Linked DNA regions of Homo sapiens: region 1 is linked to region 2. Evidence: chromatin loops called from intact Hi-C (ENCODE). Cell type or tissue: tibial artery. All regions are shown on one strand. Each heading gives the region's core, and the rest is flanking DNA. Links, peaks and the distances in the headings are about the cores only.

Region 1 (10,227 bases), core at 682-8,681, 67 kb before region 2:
AATGCCTCCAGTGACAGAAAGTTTGGTACCTGTCAGCACAGCCAGTTCCACGGGGGTGCCATTCTGATTTTAGCTCCAGCAAAGGAAGCGTTTTCTATGAAGAAGCAACAGGAAACATCTAAGAGAATAGGCTGGGAGTGACGGGAAGGCATTGGAAGCTATACCTGGACACTGTAATAAAATCTTCCCTCCCAGGGTGCCTTCCCTTTTTCCGGTGACCACAAATGTATATGCAACACTTCACAGTTTACATTTATCCAAATGCATCTCTCTAACCACCTTGCCAGAAGACCAGGGCAGAAATTATCAAGCAGCTGGGGCAAGGCGAATGGCAGACATCCAGAGAAGGTATGGGCCTTCTCTGCCCAGGTCACTCAGCCAGGGAGAGGCTGTGCCAGGACCAGAGCCCAGACCTTCCCTGTCCCAGTGCGGCTGCCATAATAGTGCTTGCCCAAGTCGTCAAAAAGCCACCCACGTAGGGTGCCCGATACAGAGAACATTACAGGCCACTTCCAAATTTGGAATGGGGCACCCCCAGAATTCCAGGCTCTGCTATTTTTAGGCTGATCAGCTGTTCCACCCCCCACCTCAGACCCCCCACACGGATTTCCCAATCAAATCCATGTGTTGCCAGTTCCAGCCCTGGCGGTCGGCGAGGTGAGCGCTGGATGCTCATAGAGCCACCAAAGGACGCACGGCCCCCCAGACTGGGACAGTCTTGCCTCTTCCCGATGGTCCGGACTCCAGAATCTCCAGCCACATTTCATCTTGGAGCAGACTCTCGACACCTCAAGCCCACCCATATCTCCCAGGAAACTCCAGAGGCCGGGGGAAGAAGGAAGCTACCCCATTTGATGGAGAAGCAGACTGAGAACCAGAGAAAGGTCCAGGGGTGCCCTGATCCCCTGGCCCAAGTTCCTTCCAGGCCTCACAAAGCCCATCTAATTGCTTCCGGTCTAAGCTGGGCTGGGAAGGGCTGGTGGCGGCTCCTGCTCCTGCTGCCTCCTCAGGAAGTGGCCCTGTGTTGAGAGAGTAGCACGGTCCCACACAGACCTGGGGTCAAATAAAATCCCTGCCCTGCTACTTAGCACCATAAGACTTGGAGCCAGAAGCTCTGCCCCAGAGTCTGTTCTCTCATTTCTAAAATGTGAATAATAATAGGACCTCATCCACAGTGTAGTTGTGAGGTTTCAATCACAGCATGCGTCTAAAAGGCTTCATGCAGCACACAGCAAGTAGCAAGCACCCTGTACATCTTTAGCTACTATGACTTCTTAATGATATAAAGAGAGGAGTGGAGGCCTTGTTGAATTATCACAAAAATGGGAGGGAGGCAGCAGGGGTAGGAACATCTATATAACCCCCTTCCCTTTCAGCACCGTCCCTGGGGTTCTCAGCTGGCGCCCCCTCCAGCCCCCTGGCAGTGTCAGTCAGGGGTGCTGGCTGTGCCCACTCCAGTAGCCCTGGCCATCTTGACCACTCCTATAGACACAGGAGACCCCAACCTTGGTGACACTGTCTGTGCCCTTGGACCTGGGCTCCCTGTTCAATGAGGGCAGGAGCCACAGCCCCCACCTAGTCCACAGCGTCACGGGGTTGGGTATACAGCAGGCATTCGAGACCTATAAAACATCAGATTTCAGGAAGGACACAGAGAAGTTAAAAAGCATGGACTTTGTAATATGACAAACTGGTTTCCATCCCAGCTCTGCCATTTTCTGGCCATGTGACTCTGGCCATGTGCCTTGCCCTCTCTGAGACTCCATCTTCCTATCTGTAAGTGGGTCTGAGAGTACCAACTCTGCAGGATTGTTGTGGAGGGTAAAGAGAGTAGATGTGAGCACTTCCTAAACAATGTAGATCCGCATCCCAGATTGTCAGCTCAACAGCTCTTAGCGACCATAGAAGCCCCACAAAGAGATGGAAAGGAAAGGGCTCCCGCAAGGCCACACATCAGCAGATCTTGCTGACCCAGGACCCAAGAGCCAGGCCCCAGGCTGGATCTTTTCCACACAAGATGAGCAGAATCTATAACGAATGCAAACAGAAAAATACTGGAGGCATCTCCCTGGTCCAGAAAGGTCCTGAGGCCAGTTGGGGAGAAAGGCTTTCTGGGAAGGCCCTGCCTACCAAGCCCCCCAGGACGGCGTCCACACAGCCAGGGCCCTCTTCCTGCGGCCAGCACACACACGCAGTGCCAATGTGTTAGGACTTATGCACGCTCCCCACCATGAGAACCAGCCACCTCCCTGGACCAGCCGCCCCCTAATTCTTCCAATGTGGCTGAGAGCTCTGAGACTCTGAGGGAGGGAGGGCAGGAGGGAGGAGAGGGAGGGGCGAGACCACCTCTGCTGACAGCTCGTTTACAGCCCGCCCATCAAGTGCACGTTCCCTAAGGAGACTGGCCTCTGGGAGCAGAGAAGCTGGGGGGCCAGCTCACAGCTACCAATGACACATCACAGGCACCGGGGGAGGCCTGACCCCTGTCACTCAGCGTGGTCCTGGGGACTGCCACAGCTGGACAGAACCAGGAAAGTCTGGGTTGTCCTCACCAGGCAGCAGAGGCCTGGCAGCTCTGGAGCAGGCCTGAGCCCGAAAATAACAAACCCTTAGCCTTCCAATCCCGATCCAGCCCCACGTCTTGCCAGGGCAGCCAGCAGGTCTTGGTACCACAGGGCTGCTTGGGCTGACGGGGCAGGTCCAGGGCCAGCAAGATGGAGAGGAAGATTAGGGATTCAGAGCTGCCTCCCACTCCTGGCAGCTCATGTGGCAGGTCTCCATGGGCAGCATCTGAATGAGTGAGGCTGTGGGGATTGCTCATTAGCATGAGAAGACCGGGCTTCAATTCCAAGTCTCTCACTGGCTTGCTGTGTAAGCCTGACTTGGACTCAGCCTCTCTGGATCTCTGAAGAAAGAGGGTAAGAATGTTTCTCTAAAAACAGTAAGACTAAGGTTCCCAAGAGAAAAGGACATCGAGGCAACTGTTTGCCATCTGACTCCAGGTCCCTCACTCTAATTCACACTATCGTCGAAAGCTGAGCATGAATTAGGATGGGGGCGGTGGGAGGGGCTCAACAGACATGAACTCAGAGAACAGTCATTGATGCTTATATAGGGTGAGGGCTGGACAAGACTGGGGACAGTGAGCTGAATCAACCTCAGTCCTTGCCCTTCAGGACCTCCCAGTCTGTTTAAGGACTGATTGTGACAAAAGGTATCTGGTGAGTGTGACACTGGAGGCACAGACATTTCTTCCAAGAAAAAAGTAGGAATGGGCCTTCAGATTCCACAAGAGAAGCTAGGAAATCACCTTGGGGAGATGGCAGTTACAGCCCTTCTCTTATGGTGCATGGTACAGAGCAGGGACCCAGGGGATGGATGGATGATGGACGCGTGGGTGGATGGATGAGTGGTAGATAGGTGAAAGGGATGGTAAATGAGGCAGTGGGTGGATGATAAGTAGATAGATGATGACATAGATGGGTGGATGGATAAATGAGTGGGTGGGCAGATGAATGGTTGGATAAGTGAGTAGATGGATGAGCAGATGGATGAATGGATGGATGGATGGATGGATGGGTGGATGGATGGATGGATGGACAGATGGATGGATAGATGGCCAGATGTAAGAACAAATATTATTGAACTGATTCTTACAACAATTCTGTCAAATAAAAGAATGAATGTGACAGCCCCCTACCCCAAGTTATCAAGATGAAAAAAGTGACTTGTTAAGGTCATATGGTAAATTAATGGCAAATCCAGGACCAAAAATCAAGGCTTCTGACTCCTGTCCAGTACTCTTCCCACTCTATAACCCCTACGTATTTCATTCTCTTATTCCCCTCCTCCTCCACATAAATAGTTATGGCAAGAGAAAAGGAAAGGAAAATGAGAGGAAAAGAAGAGAAGGAGGGAGAGATGGAGGGAGGGAGGGAAGAAGGAGAGAAGGAGGGAGGGAGGGAGGAAACCCATCATGACTTTGTGGTAAGGGTCCTGGGATCATTTGATTTGTCTTGGCCTCTTTCTCTATTAGTAAAAATAGGCTTAGATCACAGACAGGAAAAGTGCTTTGAAAGGCATGAAAAGCCCCTGCAAATGGGAGGAAGAAGAGAGTCATTTCTGTCATAGCTCCTCACCAACTGAGTGATGCCCCTTGGCTTCCAGGCAGAAATGAATCCGAGGGCCCAGGGCCCAGTCAGGAGAACAACCCCACTGACTCTTCATCCAGGACCCCACTCCAGCATGGAGGCTGGGAGGCAGGGGCAGGGGAGAGGGTGTGGGAACGACAAGCATGGCCCTGGTGCTGCGCTCTAGGTTCCACCCCCGCTGCTCTTCCCCTTCCTTAGTAGGTAAGTGGCTAGAGCATGGATGCTGGAGCCAAGAGCCTGGGTTAGAATTTAGGCTTTGCCCCTTCTTATCTGCGTGGCCTTAAGCAGGTCCCCTAATCTCCCTGTGCCTCAATTTCCTGATGTGTAATGAGGTGCACTTGCCTCACAGAGTTGTCACAAAGATTAAATGATTTAACATACACAAAGGGCTTAGAGCAGCACCCCACACATAAGAAGCACAATTACGTGTTAGCCGTTAATACCATCTGAGGCTTCTCCTTGGTGTTGAGTCCTCCAGGAAGCTTTCCTGACCCCACAGGCTGGGTTACACTCCACTTTGCTCCCACAGGCTACTGTGCTTCCCTCTAGCAATCCCCTTATCTTCCTGTAGTTAAGTCCTATTCTTGAGCCCACTTCACAGAAAAGGAAACTGAAACTCATAGAAATTAGATGACTTGTCTCTTTGCCCTGATCATCCATCCTTGGCTCAAACATCTCCAATTAGAGGAAAATCCCCCCCTTCCAACCACCGCATGTATCCTGGGCAGGCGGTACCATCTGAGCTGAGTTTTGCAGGGTAAGAGTTAACCAGGAGAAAGTGGGGCCTGAGATAGGAGGTATTTCCAGCAGACGCCAAGCAGGATAAAGCAGCCAAGGTGAGAAACTCCCAGTGTGTGAGGTACCTCTAGCAGTTAGGTGGTGCTGGAGCACAAAGTGAGGTAGGGTGCCAGGAGGGGACAAAGATGGAGAGGTGGGCTCTACCACATCACCACGGCCTGGGATGCCAGGCCAGGAGGCTCAGACATGAAGCTGCAGCCACAGGGAGGCCAGCAGACCGTTTTCAGCATCACATGGAAATGGCCAGATTTCCCTTGAGGGCCCTCAGTGAGCAATAAGCACTGTGCAAAGCTTACTATTATGGCTAATAATGGTTTATCACTCTGCACCATAATTGCCATTTACATGTCCATCTTCCACTAATTCATAAAGCCCACTAGGGCAGGTTGTGTGGGTCTCGCTCATCCCTGTGTCCATATGCTTGACACAGAGCAGACACTCAAAAGATGTTCTGTCAAATTATTAATAATTACTTAACAAGAAAAGGTAGCACATGATGCCAACTGTTGTGAGTTGTTTTGCAGAGAAAAAACTCTGGAGTCAGGCAGCCCTCAGTCCAAACACTGAAGCCCCAGTCTCACCGCGGAACGACCTTGGCAAGTCGCATTCCATCTCTGAGTCTCAGCTTCCTCCTCCTCCAAGTGAGTTTAATAATTCCTTCCTCTTGGGGTCAGGGTGGAGCTCCCAGCACAGTGCTTGACACACAAGTAGGTGACTAATACCAACTCAACAAATAGCAACTAAAAGAATGATATGAAGATATCTGGGCCGGGCATGATGGCTCATGCCTGTAATCCCAGCACTTTCGGAGGCTGAAGCAGGCAGATAGCTTGAGCTCGGGAGTTTAAGACCAGCCTGGGCAACATGGCAAAACCCCGTCTATTAAACAAACAAAAAAAAAGTAGCCAGGTGTGGTGGCTTATGCTTGTAGTCCCAGCTACTTGAGAGGCTGAAGTGGGGGGATCACATGAGACTGGGAGGTGGAGGTTACAGTGAGCAGAGATTGCACCACTGCACTCAAGCCTGGGCGACAGAGGGAGACCCTGTCTCAAAAAAAAAAAAAAAATCTCTCTGCACAAAGTTGCAAAACCACTGCCTATTTCAGACATTGGCAAACAGGAGAGAGAGTGTAAAGGGGCAGAATTTTGAATCTGAGAAATATAGATTTGAATCCTGGTGCTGTTCTTTCCTAGCTATGCAACCTTAGCGAAGTAAATGAACCTCTCTGGTTTCCTAATGTGTTCATTCCGGGCATTATCAATAATACCAATCTCAAAGAGTTACTGCATGGACTAAAGGAGATAACGGATGTGAAAGTGCTTTGTATACAAATGTGGGCGATTATTATTATCATGACAGTTCATAAAACCCGGGTGGAGATTTTTGTTACAAACAAGTTCTCTCCCATCCCACCAGCAGTCCAGGGGCTGGCCCAGTGCTTTGTTCCCAGGAAGGGCATAGCTGGAGGGGCCGGCTGGGTTGGGGCAGAGGCCAGGGCGGGCTCCTCACTCCCACCATCTGCACTGCGGGGTCAGCCCATCTGTCCAGCAGTGGGCACACATGTGGCCTCATCTGAGGGTATGAGGTCGTCGGGGTCAAGCAGGAGAAAATTGGGGGCAGATGAGGGGAAGGTTCCAGCTTATTTTTAGAAAAGGGGGAAAGAGAGGAAGACAGGAAGGGCCTTGTTCGTCAGTATTTCCACCATGTGGATGGCAGGCGGGAGGGTGGGCAGGCAGCCAGGCCAAGGCTAGAGACAAAGATGTGTCCACTTCTGCAGCTGCTGCCACAACCACCACAGGATGGCCATCCCCGCCCACCCCACCAGCCTAGGACTGGTCCCAAGCCTGCACCCTGCCCCTTGGGGGACCCCTCTCCTCCCAGAACAAATTGAATTAGAATGGTAAATCAGATTGAATTTTTAAATTAATTGATTTATTTTTAAATTAATTTTAAAGCATCATAAAGAACCAAGATTACAAATTCCATCCTTCAAACATGCATTAAGCACCTATTCCGTGCTATTTCTGTGTCAGGCACTGGGAATGAAATTAATAAATTTAAGAAGGTCCAGTTGGTGGAAGAGCCCCTAATTCCAGTAGCAAAGAAGGATTGGAAGTTCCGTGAAAGTACAGACTATGTCTGTCTTGCTCACAGCTGTATTTCCAGCGCCTAGCACATAGGCAGCACTCAATAAGCACCTACAGAATCAGTTGCAACTATCCAACCCAAGGCAGGCTGAGGGGTTATATAAAGACACAGACACAGAGCAAAAGGGACCTGCAGAGACTGCCAATACCAGCTGTGTGATCTAGGAAGGCTCCCAGAAGAGTTGGCAATTGTGAGCTTTGAAGGCTGGAGGAGGTAATGGAGAGTGTACAGTATAAGCATAATGTAGGAGGTGGGGAAGTTTAAACCATGCATGAGACATGCAAGTGGGAGAAGAAGACCCAGGGCAGGAAAGAATGGGTTTGGGAACTGTGTCCCCCTTTGTACATTCAACCTCAGGTGACTGCACAGCCCAGCCCTGTCAGTGCAGCATTCTCACTTCTAGCCCTAGCTATATCCAGTGGGAACTCTTGTAATACGGACCCTAAAGGAAACTGCATCAGTCCAGAGGTGTTGAGCTAGCAGGACCATATCTGGGCTAGAAGAGGGATCCACTTGTTGCAGTGTAAAGAGCCTGAGGGGTGGAATCTGATGGCGGCAAGGCCAATGGGCCCTCCCAGGACAGGGCATGCACAAAGTAGGGCATGGCACACTTTGTGCCCATAAGATGTACAAATCTCCTCCTCCCAGTCCTCCCTGGGGTCTTGAAGTCCTGGAACCTCTTGGAGTTAACCTGACCTGTGTCCTAACAGGTGGCACTACAGAGTGATTAAGATGGTGACTGTTACCACCCATTAAGAGGGTGAGCTAGATTGCTAAGACGTGAATCCTGGCTATTCTATTTCCTGTGGTTCAGGATCAGTTGCTTTCCCTCTCTGTGCCTCTGTTTCTTTGTCCGCAGGATGGATGTAGCTATAGTCTGTAACACACAGGTTTTTTGTTTTTGTTTTTTGTTTTTGTTTTTGTTTTTGAGACAGAGTCTCGCTCTGTCGCCCAGGCTAGAGTGCAGTGGCGCAGATCGATCTCTGCTCACTGCAACCTCCACCTCCTGGGTTCAAGTGATTATCCTGCCTCAGCCTCCCGAGTAGCTGGGATTACAGGTGCCCGCCACCATGCCCAGCTAATTTTTTGTATTTTTAGTAGAGACAGGATTTCGCCATGTTGGGCAGGCTGGTCTCAGACTCCTAACCTTGTGATCCACCTGCCTCGGCCTCCCAAAGTGCTGGGATTACAGGTGTGAGCCACCGTGCCCGGCCTTGTAACACACAGGTTTGTTGTGACAATGAGCCAATCTATATAAAGCACTCTAAATGGTGCCTGGCTCTCAGCGTTAGCTGCATCATATCAACCTACAGCAGGTTGTGTGCAGCCGGGCAGCCTGGTCTGGGGAAGAGTGGGTTGAGTGTGCACAGCCCTCTCCAGCAGGACTCTCAGTGGAGGGTGGAGCAACCAGAGGGTGGTGGGCTTGGTGTCAATGAAGAGACTAGGCTGGGCCTGAGGAAGCTGGAGGCCTGCTCCTCAGCAGTGAGACCAGCCCAAGGCTGGACATCGGCAGGCCCGGTGCCATGAGCATCTTTATGGCTCCCGTGAGCATCTCTGGGAAGAGCTCAAAATGACAAGAATTTTCTAAATTGCTTGCTTTGCTATCCCATTTGCCGAATGCTTTGCCATTCTCAGCCCCCTCCCTCAGCCCCTGTCCTCAAACTTTTCAGTAGAACTTTGAAATATATCAGGAACAAAAAGGTGAAAGTCTAGAGACCCCAGAGAGAACTGTTAATCTCAAGTCCAAGTGGCAGCACACCTGCCAGAGCTGCCAGTGGAAAAGTGTGAGAGAGTGTGGGGTGTGTGTGTGCATACATGTGCACAAGTGAGCATGTATGTGTCCCTGACAAGAGCATACACGGACAGACACAGTTGCTGATGTGCATGTTAACAAGGGGCTGTACTAATAGTGGTCGTGGCCATGCATCTCTGTGATTGTGTGCACATGTCAGTGTGCATGTGCCTGCATTTACCATGAGTGTGTTCCCACGTGAATAGCAGCCTGGCCACAAAAGGCACAAGAGATGGCTGGCCTATATTATGCATTTAACAGCCTGGTGCTTAGTGGGTGTTCATCAACTGTGATCTCTATGTCCATTCATCTAAGTGTTCACACTTGACATTGTGTGTGGTTTGGCTGTGAGTGACTCCCGCACCAGTGCTCCTTGACGGGTCCAAAGGAATCCCCTACCAGGGGCAGCTGAAGGTTGAGAGGCAAGTTCCCAGCTGCCATCCAAGGATCTTCTTCAGATCTTCCAGAGCCCTGTTGTGGGAGGCCAGAGACCAAGCTTCTAGCTCTAGTCTTGCAGCAATTAACAAGTGTCTGCTCCTTTCTGGGCCTCAGTTTCTTCACCTTTGTCAGAAGAGGCAGCCTAGATCTCTGAGGGGCTTCCCACTCCGAAGACCCCTGGCTCTACAGAGGATGGTAATTGGGAGCAGCTGCCACTCAAGCAAGCATGGAGACATTGGGGAGGGGGGTCGCTGGGCTTCCCCAGCCTCTGGACACTGCCCTGTGGCTTATGTCAAATTGTCAGACCCAATCCTGCTTTCCTCCTGGGCAGAGCTGCCTTCAATGGACGTCAGAGAGGTGGCCTGTCCAGCCACTGTGTTTACAGAGCTCAGACGCCACCGGGAACCTGATCCAGGCATTCCAGGGTGGGCAGCCCCACTGGGCCTGCGCTGTGTCCACACTCATTTCCCGGAGACTGAACACGGCTGGCCCCCCCAGCTTGCTGGGTCCAGCTGCCCAGCTATCCTCCCACCGAAGGCCCAGCTCTTACAGGCAGGCACCTTGGATAGCCACAGATGGCATAAGGGCCCAGGGAGCCAATAGCAGGGCTGGGTGGGGGTGCAGGGTGCAGAGGGAAAAAGGAGGGGGTGTCCTCGCTCCAGACAGGTTCTCACTATTCCTTCAGGTGAGGGTGCTCTCCTGCCCCCTCTGCCAGGCACTAGTGCCCTGCTGCCTTGTTGACCGATGCGCACATTTGCTCACTCACACAGTCCTCTCCATCAGGGTTTCAGCAAACCGTATGGCCCCTGGGCCAGATCTGGCCACTGCCTGTGAGCTAAGACTGCTCTTTACATTTGTAAATGTTTGGGGGGGAAATTAAAAAAAGAAGATTTTGAGACA
Region 2 (10,227 bases), core at 1,240-9,239:
CTCCCTTCAGGTCCATAAATTCTTATACACACAAACACAGTCACCCCAGCACACACCACAGGTGGTCAGCGGGCAGGGAAGCTGCAGGCTGAGGCTTCCTCCTCAGAACAACGCTCCCTGCCCACACCTCCGCCATGGCCCTTTGGGTGGGGTGAGGTGGGAGGGCGGGGAGGGCAGAAGGAGCCCCCGTGTGTCATTTTCGGCAGCAGTCAGCAGAGCCTTGCAAAGTGCAAGATGGCTTTTTTAGCCCAGCATAAGGATCTAGTTAAAAACCAATAAATCAGGAGTGAAATGTGCATAGCAGCCTGCTCCGTAAAATCAACATGGCTTGTGCCTCTGCAGGGAGCCCTCTGCCTGCCCGCTGAAGACTGCGGCTCAGGCAGAGCCCTCCTCTGTCCCATAGACATCTTCGGAGAGAGAGGTCTCCTCTGTTCCTTGAAAAGACAGAGCCAGGCCACCGGAGCCCCTACTTAGGAGGTGCCTCGCTTATGACATCCCCTTTCTAGATGCAGAAATGCCAAAAAAAAAAAAAAAAATGGGTGAGCAGGGCCCAGACAGCTCTCAGCCTCCACACTGCTCCGCCCTGACATAGAAAATCGAATTAGGAGATGAATAGGCTGAGGAGTGGACGAGAACGGAGAGCCCCAGGGCGTCTCCCCAGCACAGATTACAGAAACCATCTGCAGAAAGGGGCTCGGGACCCTCACTGAGATGACCCCCGGTGGAACGGGCATCCCGGGCCTCGGCGTGCCCAGCGCAGCCCCCCGGCGGGGGCGGGGAGCGAAGGAGCCCCGGCTCAGCCTCGGGTCGGTATTTAATATCTGTAAAACTGCCACTCGGGCAGCCAAGGTAAACAGCGTCCCTGGCAGTTCAAAGGTGAGCGAGTTTAAATGTTTCCCCTCTGCCTGAAAGGAATCCGTGCCGGGCCTGCGGCCGCGGCGGCCCCAGGGAGGGACGGCCCCCCGCGCCGCCCGCCCGCAGCATCTGTGCACAGAGGCTGCGTCTCCCACACAAATACTCAAAATTTCTCATTAAAACTTATGACTGTGTCAACAGTGCGGGCTGGGCCCCTAATCTGGAAAAGCCATTTCGCCACCGCGCCCCGCCCCCCGCGGCCCACGCGCTGTCCCCGCCCGCGCTCTGTCGCCACCCTCTCCACGCCCCACGCCGCGGCGGGCGCCCCGCGGGGCCCGAAGGTGCCACCCGCCCGCCCTGTCTCCGGGGCCGAGTGGAAGCCAGGACGGGTTGGTACGGGGCGGGCGTCCTCAGAGGACCGCGGGCGCACAGGGGACACGGTAGAGGAGCTGGCTTTCCCGCCAGATAAGAGCGCCGGAACCGGCCAGGCGAAGGACGCCCGCGGCGCTTCCACTGAGCTCAGAGAGAGCTTTCTCCTGGCGACAGTCCCCTTCAGAGTCCTCTGAACAACCCCGCCCGGCCGCATCCCTTGCAAACTTGTTCCCAGGAGTCCATTTCTGCTCCCACAGGGGAAGGCCCAGCTCAGCCCCGGCCTGATGCCACAGTCCAGCTGAGACTCGAGGCCCCCAGCCCCTCAGCCCCGCTGAGCGGGAGGGGCCCCGGTGGGGGACAGAGCAAAGCTACTCTGAAGAAGGGGATGAACTTGACTTGCAGTAGACTCCAGGGCAAGAGGGAAATCAGAGAAACATTTGGGAGTAGAAAGAGTCCACCCTGGGTTCAAATCCCAGCTCTGGCACTGACGATATTTCCGTTTCCTCCTCCATAAAATTTAGGGGACAATAAGAGAAAGAAAACAGCTAAGCCCACCTACTCCAGATCCTGGCATACAGTAAGTACTCCATACATGGTAGTCATTCACTCAGTCAACCTATACTTATTTATTAAGGCTCTTTTATGTGGACCCACAGACAGCTAACAGTCTAGAGAGAAACAGACAAGTAAAACAATAGAGGCTGAGTGTTATGAAAGGGGAAGTAGAGGGTCTCAGATGAAAGACTAGATACACTGTGACTAAAAGATGAGGCAGCAGGGGAAGATATTTCAAGAGCAGAACAGCCTATGCAAAGGCCCTGAGGCAAAAGAGGATGTGATCATAGGCAACAGAGGATGTGATCGTGGGCAAAGGCACTGAGACAGAAATGAGGCTGGGGAAACGTGAGTGCCTACACGGTGTGCACCTCTCAATGAGCACTTTTAGATTGATTCTTTGTTGTATGTGAGTATACACTTAATGTATGTGCATTTGAATATGGCCAAAGACATGAACCTACACCTATGCATGTTTAAAATGTGTATGTCTGTTTGGACGTGTGCACATGTGCCTGGGTATTTATGCACGAACATGAGTGTATTTGTGTGTGTGTGTGCGCACCTGTATATGTGGCTATATATCCATACTTGTGAATCCGAATAAGGACTTGTACATTTGTGTTTGCACAAGTATCTGCACTGTTGATGTGTGTCTGTGTGTATGCACTTGTGCTCACACACACTTTAACAAATGCTGACTCCCCACTCCCCACACCTTCTCTGGTGTCCATGGTATAAGAGTGGGCAGCTAGGTCCTGCATGCACCCTTACCTTTCATTGAGGCCAGATATTCCCACTGACAGGCTATGCCTGGAACCAGTACCCATGGGCCTGATGGACCCCCTGACTGCCTTTTATTTGCTCCACCCCAAAGAAACAAGAAAATAAAAGCATGTCAAGATTTCCCTCCAGAAAGCTGAAATCCAGGCACCCATACCTCCCACCCCATTATCCTACCACAGTCAGAAGTTGTGGAGACACTGGTTACATGGCGAGCAGGAATAGCTCAGCACAGAAAGTGGGAAACTGCTGTCCCAACCCCTACCAGTTTCTCTGCAGATGTGCTGTGTGACCCAGGACAAGATGCTTTGCCCTCTGAGCTGGTGAAAACGAAGATGATGCTCCCTTCATGTTAGGCTGAAATAGAACACAAACAGAGACGCGGCAAGATGATGAACATCCTTCCAAATTTTCCATTAGACTGGGTTGGCTACCTTTAAAAATAAGAACAAAACAAAAATAATCCTCAGAAAAGCCTCATGAAGTTCAAAAGCTCCATTGCACATGTTGCCTCCAAAGGGGCAAGAATTTTGCCATTGTCACCCCTGTATTCCCCTCCTAAAACAGAACCTGGCATATAGTAGGTGCTCAATAAATATTGGTTGAATTGATAAATTTGTTCATTGAGCTATTTGCTCGTTCATTCACTTATCATATAATCCCTGTGCCATTGTTTTGTACCAGGCCTTAACTGTCCCCCACCCAAAAAGAAGGGACCCTCTTGCTTAAGCTTCACTAATATCCCAGGTAAATGCATATCACTTTAAATTCATGGCTTCCCACCTCCTTCGAGCCTCAAAACTGCCAGGAAATGCAACTGTTTCCCAGCTCTTTATGCTTCCCACAGTGGTGGTTCAAATTTTCCTCTCTCTCTTCAGATCCTCCAACCTTTCCCTTCCTTCCCCTGCCCTTTCAACAGGTGACCTTCATGGACAAAACAAAAGCCATCAACTTTCAGCCACAAACCTACACATTCACCTGTGCTTCCTCCAAACCTCATCTCCTTCCCTTTTATTGTAATGAAAGCATCTCTCCTCCCATAAGAAGCCAGCTCTTCCCCTCTGGATCCACCCAGGAGAGTTCACCCCATTGACTCACCTCCTCTTTGTCCATATCTTCTACCTCGGAATTTCTCAAGCTGCCCATTTTGAACCATTTTAGGTTCACAAATTCAGTTCAGGGTACTGTGACCAGCAGTATTTAACAATAAAATAGGATGGGGCATGGTGGCTCATGTCTATAATTCCAACACTTTGGGAGCCCGAGGCAGGAGGATCACTTGAGCCCAAGAGCTTGAGACCAGACTGGGCAATATAGCAAGATCCTGTCTCTCCAAAACAAATTTTAAAATTAGCCAGGGGTAGTGGCATGCACCTGTAGTCACAGCTACTTGGGAGGCTGAGGCAAGAGGAACACTTGAGCCCAGGAGTTCGAGGCTGCAGTGAGCTATGATCATGCCACTGCACTCTAGCCTGGGCAACAGAGCAAGATCCTATCTCTTAAAAAAAATTTTTTTAAGTAAAATAGGAAAGAAAATATCAGAGCACATCACACACAGTAAAGATGAGTATATGTCACAAAACTTTTGTTTAAGTTGTGTCAGTGTGTGTAAGTGTCTCAGGTCTGGAAGGACATGTCTGTCTAACTGTGGGTTGTGTCAAGAAAGTGTGAAAGATGTTGTTCTACCTCCCTTTTTCTACTGCCTCCTTCCCATCAGTGGGTAAACTCCTTAAGAATCTCAACCGGTTCTCAACCCAAATGTCCAACAATGATAGACTGGATTAAGAAAATGTGGCACATATACACCATGGAATACTATGCAGCCATAAAAAATGATGAGTTCATGTCCTTTGTAGGGACATGGATGAAGCTGGAAACCATCATTATCAGCAAACTATCGCAAGGACAAAAAACCAAACACCGCATGTTCTCACTCATAGGTGGGAATTGAACAATGAGAACACATGGACACAGGAAGGGGAACATCACACACCGGGGACTGTTGTGGGGTGGGGGGAGGGGGGAGGGATAGCATTAGGAGAGATACCTAATGCTAAATGACGAGTTAATGGGTGCAGCACACCAACATGGCTCATGTATACATATGTAACTAACCTGCACGTTGTGCACATGTACCCTAAAACTTAAAGTATAATAATAATAATAATAAAAAGAAAAGGCAAGCAACAACAACAACAAAAAAAGAACAGAAAGCTGAGTTCAGAGAAGCTAAATATCTTGCAATTCCTTGTAGCTAATAAATAAATGACAAATCCTTATTGTAAAAAAAATAAAAAATAAAAAAAAGAATCTCAACCGGTTCTTCAAGCCCAGTTCTCTTTCAGCTACTGCACCCCCCAAATCTCCTCCCAACCAGTCTTCTTTAAAGAGTCATCTACACTCAGGCTGGGTGTGGTGGCTCACTCCTGTAATCCCAGCACTTTGGGAGGCCAAGGCGGGTGGATCACTTGAGGTCAGGAGTTCGATACCAACCTGACCAATATGGTGAAACCCCATCTCTACTAAAAATACAAAATTAGCCAGGCATGGTGGTGCATGCCTGTAATCTCAGCTACTTGGGAGGCTAAGACAGGAGACTTGCTTGAACCCGGGAAGCGGAGGTTGCAGTGAGCCGAGACTGTGACATTGTGCTTCAGCCTGGGCAACAAGAGTGAGACTCTGTCTCAAAAAAAAAAAAAAAAAAAAGAGTTATCTACACCGAGTATCTACACATCTTCACCTCCCATTCCTCTGCACATCAGCACTGTCCCTGAGACCCACTACCCCGCTGTGGCAAGGCTGCCACCTACCTGCTGCTAAACCCAGCAAGAGTTTCCCTGGCTTGGCTTGCGGGGCTCTCAGAGCCCTCACTGTTCCTTGACTCTCACATCCTCATCTTCTCCTGGTTTTCCTCCTTCCTCTATGGCCTGCCTTCTTAATCTCCTCTGTGGGCCCTCCCGTTTCTGCCTAGCTCTTAGTGTTGGTGTTCCCCAGGGCTCACTCCTCGACCCTCTTCTCTTCTCTTTTCCCCTCAGTAATCGTAGTCTCAAGGTCCATAGGCTGATAATGCCCAACTCGGCATCTCCATCCCAACTCTCTTCCTTGACCCCAGGCTCTCACCTTCCTCTGCATCCCTGCTGGCTGCCCCACAGGCTCCTCCTTCTCAGCATCTTCAAAGGCCAGTCAGCGTCTTCCTGCACCTTCCCTAATGTTCCTTGTCTGTAGCAGCACCTCTGCCCACCACAACACCCCAACCAGACAGCAGGCATCCCTATGACTCCTTAGAGCCCGAGCTGTCCAGACACTACCTCCTGACACCTCTCCGCTCTCTCTCCACTTCTCTCCATCCCACCACCATTCTGAGTCAGAACTTAATCATTCTGCCCAAATAACTTCCAGAGTTATCTCACTAAGGGGTCTCCAATCCATCTTTCTAATAGGACCATGTTCCCCTCTGTTTTAAACCTCCAGTGTCTCTCCTCGGCTGCTGGAATAAAGTCCAGTCTTCAGGAACACACCCTGAAAGATGTGTCCACGGGGACACTCTGCCTTCAGCCACTCTGATTTATGCTCTCACCCTAACTGGTGCTCTTTGGGCTGGGTGGCGTGGGACCGGCTGGCCCCTCAGCTTGCTCAGCTTCCCTAAATACCCTCACTCTCAGGTTCCTCTTGCCAAGACTGGGCTGACCCAGGGTACCCCAAGCTCACGTTCAAAGACTCAGGCCGGGCCCAGCTGCTTGGCTCCATAAATGGGGATTAGGCGCCCCCCTTTGAGGCGGGCGGGTGGGCTGTGAGAAGAGTTGGTTTGGTATAGATTTTATGGCAGGATCACATTTCGTCATCAGACCCCCCCTCTGAAGCCAGCGAAGGGCAGGTCAGGGGCAGGGGAGTGGGAACCTGAGCTGTTCCATCAGCCCAGAGCAGAGAGTTGCTGGCACAGGAGGGGGCCTGGGAATCTGGGGCCCCGAGTTCCAGCCTCCCCTTTGCTGCTCCCACTGCTGTGTGAACTTGGGCACATTCTTTCATTCTCTGGTCTGTGAAATGGGGGCCCTAGACTAGACAGGCTCTCAGGCCAACTCCATTTCCAGACCCCCAATGCCCTCTCCCAGTCTAAATCATAACAAAAGCATCACCCCTCTCAGGAGGCTGCAGAGCTATGATACACTTACACACCCATGGATTAGGGTTGCCACATAAAACACAGGATGCCTAGTTAAATTTGAATTTTAGATAAATTACAAATCATTTTCAGCATAAGTATGCCCCAAATATTGTACAGACATACTTATATTAAAACAATTTGTTATTTATCTGAAATTCAAATTTGACTGGAAGCCCTGTATGTATTTATTAATTATTATTATTATTATTATTTTTTTTTTTTTTTTTGCTGAATTTGGCATCCTTATCCTAGATGCACTGGAGTTTACAGGACTCATGGTCCATCTAAGCAAAATAGGTCAGATTTTAACAGGTTTAAGTGGTCTTGGCAAAATCATCAAGCTGGGCAGAGACCTGTCGTCAAGAGCCAGTAGAGATTTGGTGAAGGATGTTCCAGGCAAAAGGAACAGCATAGGCAGAAACCTAGAGGAAGGATGGTGTTGGCCAAGTTCCAGGAAAGGCAGTAACAGACCAATGTGTAGGCTGTAGACTCGAAGTGGCAGGAAAGGCAGATGGTAAGGTTAGTTGGAATCAAATCATGCCATATTCCATCTATGCTGCTACTGATATTAGAGGAAGGGACCCAGAGGAGGGTTTGAGCTGAAATAGGACCACAGCCAGAGATGAAGTACAGGGAGCAGGATCTAGCTTCCCAAAGATTAGAGGAAAGACAACTGAGATGATCTGGAAGAAGGACCTTTAGGACCTAGCCAGGGAATTTGGGCTCAGATCCTTTCTCTGAGCAGAATAAATAATAAATAGCAGTCGGTAAATGATAGCTGTCATTATGATCAGTGGTCAGTAAGTGCTGTGGTTTGTTACCCACTGACCTCATCCCCAGGCAGTCAGCATGGGGCCAGAGCCATTGCTTAACTGCTGGGAGCTCAGATATGATGGAACAATGACAGTTTACAGATTCGCCATCGAGCTGTGCCACCCTTCCCTTGTTCTGGTGTCCAATATCAATGAGAAATAAACCGCCAGGGAGAATACTATGAATACAAGGGCATTTTAGGGACCAGTGAAAATTATCTAAGGCAGAGGAGCTACTTTATAAGAGTCCCTACAAAATCCACTTACGTGAATCTCTCCTGTCACTCTCACAGCAACTCTAGGTGGTGGGTATTTAAGCTCCATTCTAGAGATGTGAAAACCAAGGCTCAGAGAGAAGTCATTTGTCCAAGGTTCTTAACTAATAATAGAGAGACGTCAGTTTTAAAATCCAATAAGTGGTGCATGCCTGTAGTCCCAGCTACTCGGGAGGCTGGCATGGGAGGATGGCCTGAGCCCAGGAGGTGGAGGTTGCAGCAGCTGAGATCGCACCACTGCACTCCAGCCAGGGTGACAGAGCCAGGCCTTGTCTCAAAAATAAATAAATAAATAAATAAATAAATACATAAATAAATAAATAATAAAATCCAAGAGCTCTTTTCCCTACATAAGGCTGTGTCTATGGATCAAAGCAACGAAACCCAAGTTCAGTGTGTACTTCAGCTACGCAAGCACCTTCACCCCTGATGGGCCCATCAGCTTACTGGATGCCAAACCTTATAACACCTGGCCATGAGGCCTTGGAACTCATCTTGCCCCCAGGTCAAGCACATGCTTCCTTCCATTGGCTGGGAAGAGACTGGAGATTTCAGAAACCTTGGATCCAGTCTCAAATTCTCCAGTTCCTGGCTACATGGTTTCACCTTTCTAAGCTTGTGCTTCCTCATCCAAAAAATGAGGATAATAATGCCTTCTTCCCATGTATGTTGTGAAGGTCCAATGTGATAATGTATAGGAAAGAGCTTTATAAACTGAAAAGCATGGTGCAGACTTGTTTCATTGCCCAAATCACAGACAAACAACACTATCTTATAAACTTAAAAGCTTTTGCTAGTTCATGTCTTCCAGATTTACGGGAAGGCCTTCTGGTCTAACAGCCAAGTCTAGTTCACAGATGATTTGCAAGGCAGGAGTGATTGATGACACTTCATTTATTCATTTGTCACACATTTGCTAGTCTCTTCTGTGCCAGGCTCTGTATTGAGCACTGGTGAATAAAGACATAGTCCTTGTCCTTGGGCAGGTGGTCATTGGGGGAGACAGAAACAGACAATAATGATCCAGTTGTAGTCAATGATAAAGTATAAGCAAGTACAAAAAGAGTATAAACAAGTGAGGTGAACTTCTCTGAGAATTAAAGGAAACTGCCAGGTAAGGTTTCTGAGAAGGGATTATTCGCACAAGGTGTCAAATAATTTTTCTATTTCTTCATTCGACAAATATTTATGGGGCTCTTCTAAAGTACTGAGATACATCACCAAACAAAATAAATAGTCCCTGCCTTCAAGGAGCTTAGTGGAGAAGACAGATAATAAAAAGAAGAACAAATAAATTATTACATGCCATAATCTCATATCATATATATTATATATGTATAATGTGATATATAAATACATTATAGTGATATAAGGTGTTATAAAAAAGCAGAGTAAAGTTGTTATACAAATATAATAAATATTAGGTATTTATTATAATAAATAAGTATTAGGTGCTATAAAAAATAAGGCAGAATAAAAAATAAGACAGAGTAAAGTAAGTAAGGCTGGTAAGGGTAAAGGGGCTATTCTATATGAACTGATAAGGGAAAGACTCTAAGAAACTGATGGTTGACCACAGACATGAATGGAGTAAGGACATGAGCATTGAATTATAATGAAAAAAAAACAACAAAAATTTGTGGAATGTAGCTAAAGTTATTTGTATAGGAAATTTTTAAACTTTAAATGTTTATATTAAAAGATAAGAATAATTTAAAATCCATGATCTAAATTGCCATTTTAAGAATATAAAAAAAGAGGAGTAAAGAAGGGGAAACAAATGTTGACGATGAGTAAAACTTACTGAAATAGAAAATAAATAATAAAGAAAACCAATTAAACCAAAACTGATTCTCTGATGAGATTAATAAAATTGATATGCCTCTAGCTAGACTGATCAAGGAAAAAAAAAGAGAAGACACAAATTGCCAACATCAGAAATAAAAGAAAAGACATCACTACAGACATTAAAGTGATAGAATATTACGTACAATTTTATGCTAGTTAATTCAACAACTTAGGTGCAATGAACACATTTTTTGAAAGACACAAATTGCCAATACTGACACAAGAAGAAATAGAAAATCTGAATTAGCCCTATGTCTTTAAAGAAATTGCATTCATAATTTTTTTAATTCCCACAAATAAAACTCCAGGTGTTTGCAATAGTGAATTCTTTCAAACATTTAATGAATAAATAATACAAAACTTACATAAACTCTTTCAGAAAATATAGGCGGAGGGGGCACTTTCCAATTTATTATATGAGATTAGTGTAATTCTAATAACCAAAACCAGGCCTAATTATTATAAGAAAGAAAATTATACACCAATACCCCTCAAAAACATAAACACAAAAATCTTTTTAAAAGTACTGTCAAATCAAATTTGGTTACATATATTTATATATGAT

What was found. A loop is a pair of places that touch in the nucleus more often than their neighbours do. Peaks named below come from ENCODE experiments on the same cell type or tissue, not always from the same donor. Only the 100,000 strongest peaks of a DNase experiment are listed, where the experiment ranks them.
Region 1: a loop joins it to region 2, with 3 times the contacts of the local background. A loop is called at or near these places in 2 of 110 quality-filtered maps.

What each region holds. Positions count from the first base shown.
Region 1 is chr1:47,565,417-47,575,643 of GRCh38, reverse strand. No RefSeq gene overlaps it. Among named protein-coding and RNA genes, the nearest start is that of LINC01738, 120 kb to the left of the region's middle. RefSeq lists an enhancer at 8,027-8,527. In tibial artery, for the core only: a CTCF peak has its summit at 5,622; a DNase peak (open chromatin) is centred at 5,748; H3K27ac peaks cover 2,208 bases.
Region 2 is chr1:47,499,173-47,509,399 of GRCh38, reverse strand. It overlaps LOC124904173 (a long non-coding RNA gene), which reads left to right and starts at 1,533. Exons shown (of 2, transcript XR_007066066.1): 1 at 1,533-1,804; 2 at 2,845-3,176. RefSeq lists silencers at 911-1,190, 6,142-6,312. In tibial artery, for the core only: a CTCF peak has its summit at 5,366; a DNase peak (open chromatin) is centred at 1,407; H3K4me3 peaks cover 435 bases; H3K27ac peaks cover 711 bases; H3K27me3 peaks cover 420 bases.